Linked DNA regions of Mus musculus: region 2 is linked to region 1. A link is a loop called in an ENCODE intact Hi-C map of the cell type or tissue named here. Cell type or tissue: left cerebral cortex. All regions are shown on one strand. Links, peaks and the distances in the headings refer to the core of each region. The heading gives the core; the rest is flanking DNA.

Region 1 (2,899 bases), core at 207-2,706:
TCCCCACGTGCAAAGCACATTAAACATGGCCCATCGTTGGGTCGAGGTTATGGTCAGAAAACGCTGCCTACTAAGGGAGGGATTGGAAGTCTGGAGGGTAAACCATGGGCAGGGGCCAGGTTTAAGGTTGTCAAACGCGGTAAACTAGCACGGAGGAAGGCTGAAACAAAAATAAATGAAACAGCCGGAGGCCACTGAACTCCGGAGCCGGAGCCGGGGAGGGGAGGAGAAGCTGAGCCTGGTAAACTGTTCCAGATGAGAGGCAGTTATTCGCTCCCACATCTTCACCAGCACGTCTCAAACCTCGTTCCTTTGTGAGCCCTACCTCCCTATTTTCTAGGGGGACTCTAGAAAATCCCTGCCAGCCGTGGTTTCCGGGTCCCAACAAGGAATCTGGTACTCCTCCACGACCCCTAGGTCTAAGACTCACCGGGGTCCGGATGGATCACAAGGCTAAAGTTTTCCGAACTTAAATCGTAAAAAATCACAATCAGAAGTTCTGAACTCCCCGTCCCCCCACACAAAAATAATAATATATATCCTGTGCTTTAAAAAGGGAGGGGGAAACTTCCCCCTCCATAAGGCAGAGAGTAAAGAGAAACAAGATCTAACTTAAGAGGGCGTGTTCCTCTTTGTCACCCACCGGGAGGTTCTCGCCGCCCGTGGGCGAGATGCAGTGACCCGGCGGCACGGCGGCACCCGTGCTGCCGGGAGACGGACCTCCAGAGCCGAGATTGCAGCCTGAGGTCCGGAAGAGGCGTCGGGGGCGCTGTCACCCGGCAGGGTGGGATGGGAGGAAGCGGGGGAGGGGCGCCCAAGGAGAGGAAGCCAAGCTGGGGAGAACCCACGAGCTCAGAGCCCCGCAGCCCAGGTCCGCGGAGGTGAGCTCCACCGGTGCCCGAGGAACCGTGGCTTCTGCTATTGTTGCGGGGCCTGCGGCCGCCGGCTACAAAAAGGACCGTTCCCGTGGACTCCGCAGCCAGCTCGGCCGGCGCCCAGGGCCGCGAGCGCGGGGACTCGCACAAGTTGCCGCCGCGGCCCGGTCCACCCAGGCGGCCGCCCTCCCGCCGCGGTCATTGTTCGCCGCACGCCTCCTACCTCGGTGGCTCCGGGTCCGGGCTGCGGGCTGCGGGCTGCAAGGCTGGCGAGGGCGCGGCGGCGGCGAGCGAGGGGTCCCCGCGGGCGGCGGGCGCGCGAGCTAGGCAGGCGGCGGCCGGCCGAGGTCCGAGCCATCAAAGGTGGCGCGGGGCGGAGGGGAGGGCGGAGCAGGCGGGGTGGGTGGGGAGCGAGCTCCGGGTCGCCGCGGCCGCCTCGACGCCCGGCCCGAGCGCCACTCGCGTGGGGAGGAGCGGCGCAGAGCGGGCGGTGGCCGCGTCCCCGCCCCGCACCTTCTCCGGGCTCCCCGCTCCCCGCAGCCGCTGCGCCCGCGCCGGGACCAGCCGCCTCCGAGGCTGTTGAGCGGGAAATGAGGGCCACCACTGCCCCTCCCAGGGCCTGGGCCGAGCCCTCGGCAGGGGGAGCCTGGGCACAGCCTGGGGACGGCGGAGAGCCACAGCCCCCTCCAGCGTCCGAGCCGTGACCTGCGCCCGCACAGCGGCCCCGCCCCGCTCCGCCCCGCCCCGGAGGCAGGTGCGCAGAAAGGTGGACCGTGGGCAGGGCCACGCCACCCTGGAGCTGTGCCTTACTTGGGCGTGTGGCAAGAGCTGGTGTCTGAGCTGCACCACCAAGCCAAGAGCGGGAAGAAGCGCCACCGCGGAGACGCGAGCGCTAGTCGCTGGTGTCCAGCGGGATGCGGAGGCCCGGAGGGAGATTCGTGGCACTGACTCCGCAGGTCGCCTTTGGAAGCCTGACAGAGAACTACGACATCACGTGGAAAGCGTTTTACAAAGACCCACGAATTCCGCCCCCCACCCCTTCCAGGCCACTAGCGCAGGCTTCCGGCACCACCCTAAGCGGCGCGGTATTCAATGCCAGAGACACAGGTGCCACCTCTGATGCTGCTCGGGCTCAGTGCCCACCACCTGAGCGAATCCCAGGACAGTGCCCAACCCCACCTCTCTCCGACCAGGGACAGCAGAATGCCCTGCTTAGTGTGGCGAGATTTAGAATGACTTGCAGTTATTTGATTCCGTTTTTTTTTCCCCCAGAACTTGGTGATATAGTCGGAAGATTCATGATCAGAAGGCCCACGATACTAGGTGACTTTCAATCACTATCCCCACCCACTAGGTGCCATTTTTCCTTCGTCCTTCTTCCCTGTCTCTGTCTGGGAAAGATCTTGGGCCACTGACCGTATGGAACACAGGAAAGCCTTGTTCTGCCGGATCCAGAGGCTAGTGTGGACCCGCCCCTAGAGCCAATTTGGCTCAGATTCCGGTCATTTTCCACCCTGGAGGAGTTCACTGACCTCAGTCGCAACTACAACGGAGCTACAACTGAACTTAACCAAGTGAAATTGTCTCTGTGGCTAGGGAGGGAGGCTGAAGACATGAAAGCTTGATTATCAGAGAGGGGCACCTGTAAGTCATGGGAGTCAAAAGCAGTCTGCGGAGGGTTGGGGCTGTTTCTTGCATGCTGCAAAATCCCTCTGGCCTCTGGGGAACCAGACAGGCCTTGGGCGATTTGCTAGAGAGAATCATGGGTGGGTTGGAAGCTAGCTCTGTGGCCAAACTGTGTGTGGCTTTACAAGTATGGGTGAGCTATTTTCAGCCAGTAATTTTCTTAAGTGTAGTGGTCAAACTGCCACCAAGAGCAGCAGCACTCGATTTTAAATTCCTCTCCCACTCCTCCCCAGAAAGTCTCCTCATGTAGCCCAGACTGGTCCTCGTGCCTCTACCTCTTAAGCATTAGGATTTCGGTCTGAACCACCAGGCCCAGTAAAGGAAAGCAAATTCAAGCA
Region 2 (2,899 bases), core at 297-2,796, 150 kb before region 1:
AAACCTGCTTTGCTTCCCCGGCAGGATGGCCCAGTGGCCACTGCAGGTTTGAGCAGTACGGTGCCTACAGCCCCCACTGGTTTCAAGAGTTCTGGAATTTCCTGAAACATGCAAGACAGAACTTTTACCCATGTCCCATTTTACCAAATCCTCGGCCACAAATACCTCTGTACAGCAGCTCCAAAGACCAAACAGGACACGCTATATGTATATGTTAAGATAAATACTACGGGGCAATCTTCAGAGTTCTGGACTTGTATGTGCCTCCCTAGTTTACTAATGCCTTTGAAAAATAGTGTATAATAATGGATTAAGAAAGCAGATCCTGGGGCTGGGAAGATGCTCAGTGGGTAAAGACCTGAATTTGAATCCTGGGCACCTACATTAAAAGCCACTCAAGGCCATACATTCCTGTAACCCTGGCACTGTAGGGCAGAGAACGGCAGATTTCAAGGGCTTACTAACCAGCCTGCTTAGCCGGAGCAGTGAGCTTTGGTTCAACGACAGACCCTATCTTAAGGAACTAAAGCAGAGAGCAGTAACGAGGTCCTGCTCTACCCTGCACATAGGTGCTCCTCTGCACAGTCACATGCAGCCACCCAGTCATGTATTCAATGCAAAAGCGCCAACAAGCCAAACCAAAAGGAAGCCAGATTCTGATTTGCTGAACATAATGGCTGAGCGATACAGAGCTTGCCTATTTTTAACCCCACTCTCAAGTCACCCTTGACTCACCCAAAAAACAAACAAAACCAACTGGCCCAGTGCTGCTTACGTTTGTACACCTAACGTGGTCGGCCTGGCCGAGCTGACGCCGCACGCTGATGACTCAGGCAGGAGAAGGTGACATTAGTGACCTTCTTGGATAGACAACCTAGTACCATAAACAGCATATGAAAAAGAGGTCAGTGACAGAGAGCCTCACTCTGGTGATTTTATTAATCAAACCAGGGACCTGGGAGCCATGAAGACAGACTGAACACTACCGTGTGAATGACCAGATGCTTCTAGAAGCACTGCTTTCAAGGATCATAGGGAGACGATGTTGAAATGTAGAAGCAAAAGGTTCTTCGATTTGGTCATCAGGTGCAGAAATTATACTCTTCATAGTTCATTTCCACAGATCTTCCTGGAACGTTAACTGCGGTCCTGCAGGGATAGCTTCCTAAGGCTCACCTGCTCCCAGCGAATATCTGTACGGGTTTTCACAGTACCCACTTCCCATTCTCTATCTAGTTGGCTGAGGAGAGTTTGGCTTGTTTATTTTTGCCTCAGGAAAGAGAGTCATGGAGGAGTCAATAAAGCAAGGCCCCAGTGCCCACCAGGTGGCGCACACCTTTAATTCCAGCACTCGGGGAGGCAGAGGCAGGCGGATTTCTGAGTTCGAGGCCAGCCTTGTCTACAAAGTGAGTTCCAGGACAGTCAGGGCTATACAGAGGAACCCTGTCTCAAAAACAAACAAACAAACAAACAAACAAACGAACGAACAAACAAACAAACAAACAAACAAAAGAGTTACAAGGCAGCTAATGTAAGCCAATGGGCCTGTATAACGTCACTGGACAGCCCACGTCAAACACCTCACTGAAATACCCCCAGCATCGAAATGCCAGAAACCCAACTCCTGAAGCGTCCAGGGTCTTTAGTGATCCAAGTTAACAAGAGGGTGGGGGAAGAATGTGACAAGAGAAAGGTGGTCTCCGAGGGACACCGGGTGGTCAACACAGCTGACAGCGGAATTTACCCCAGTAAGTACATTTTCCTCTCCAAATAGTGTACCTTTTTTTTTTTAAGTCTAAAGACTTGTGTATGGGAGGGGCGAAGACTATGCAAGGATACTGTTACCTAACAGTTGACCAATTATCAGATGAGGTGTGGTAAGAGCCTACAGACAGTCACAATTCATGTGAAGACTTTAATGCCAGGGGTACCCACTACACAGTTAACAGTCATGTGAGTGGCAGAGGGGAGAAGAGGGGCAGCAAGGACCCTATCTTGTTTGCTCCTACTGCCAAATCCCACAGACTGACTGCAGGGCTCCAAGGTTGCCTGCCTCACAAAAAATGGGAGTGCCTTCATGAAAGATCAGCACTAAGTCACTTCAGCTGATTCTCTGTCTCCCGTCTTAGCCACAAATTAAAAGACAAAGCAAAGCAAGAGTCACCTGGCACCGTGAAACCAGTTTTGCAGTGGGCATTGTATAAGATTGAGCTATCAAACAGAACTAGGAGAAAGGCTGGCTCAGTGGTGACAAGCGCTGGCTGCCCTTGCAGAGAACCCCAGTTCAACTCCAGCATCCACATGATGGCTGATAATTTCCTGTAACTCTAGTTCCAGGGGATTCAAGGCCCTTTTCTGGCCTCCAGAGACACTGCATGCACCTGGTGCAGAGATATAGATGCAGGCCAAACACCTATACATATAGAGTAAAACCGAGAGAGAGAGAGAGAGAGAGAGAGAGAGAGAGAGAGAGAGAGAGAGAGAGAGAGAGAGAGAGAGAGAGAGAGGGAGAGAGAGAGAGAGCTGAAACTCTTAAGTCTGATGTCAAAAGAACATTTTCCCAGCGCATCTAAGTATAAACCAAGCAGAAAACCCAACTTATGTGTACTCCCTTGAGACCATAGCTCAGCTGAGCAGAAACTCAGGATGTATATTAGTTATAAAGATGGCTAAATTCTATTTTGGTTCAAGTGTTTTAAGTGCTCTGACGTTGATTTCTTTATATGGGCTTTGAAAAAATTGATTGTTGATACTCAACAGGAAGACTGAATTAGGTGGCTGTGAATTCTGGAAGGGACTTTTCCTGTAGTGACTAAGCAAAATTCGCTACAAACAGTATGCAAAATTTTAGTTATTCTTGTAGAAAATAGACGGATTAATTAGATATATGTTTTTTGTT

Evidence for each region. Peaks named below come from ENCODE experiments on the same cell type or tissue, not always from the same donor. Only the 100,000 strongest peaks of a DNase experiment are listed, where the experiment ranks them.
Region 2: it touches region 1 in a loop (2.1-fold over the local background); 4 of 42 quality-filtered maps call a loop at or near these places.

Annotation. Positions count from the first base shown.
Region 1 is chr14:121,034,125-121,037,023 of GRCm38, reverse strand. Farp1 (FERM, RhoGEF (Arhgef) and pleckstrin domain protein 1 (chondrocyte-derived)) reads right to left here and starts at 1,450. Exons shown (of 27, transcript NM_134082.3): 1 at 1,099-1,450. In left cerebral cortex, for the core only: CTCF peaks have their summits at 780 and 1,553; DNase peaks (open chromatin) are centred at 1,094, 1,639, 2,315, 2,592 and 1 more place; H3K4me3 peaks cover 2,500 bases; H3K27ac peaks cover 2,500 bases.
Region 2 is chr14:121,188,458-121,191,356 of GRCm38, reverse strand. All of the region lies in intron 2 of Farp1 (FERM, RhoGEF (Arhgef) and pleckstrin domain protein 1 (chondrocyte-derived)), which reads right to left. Among named protein-coding and RNA genes, the nearest start is that of B930095G15Rik, 59 kb to the left of the region's middle. In left cerebral cortex, for the core only: a CTCF peak has its summit at 1,313 (motif pointing right); no DNase peak of the experiment used is centred there.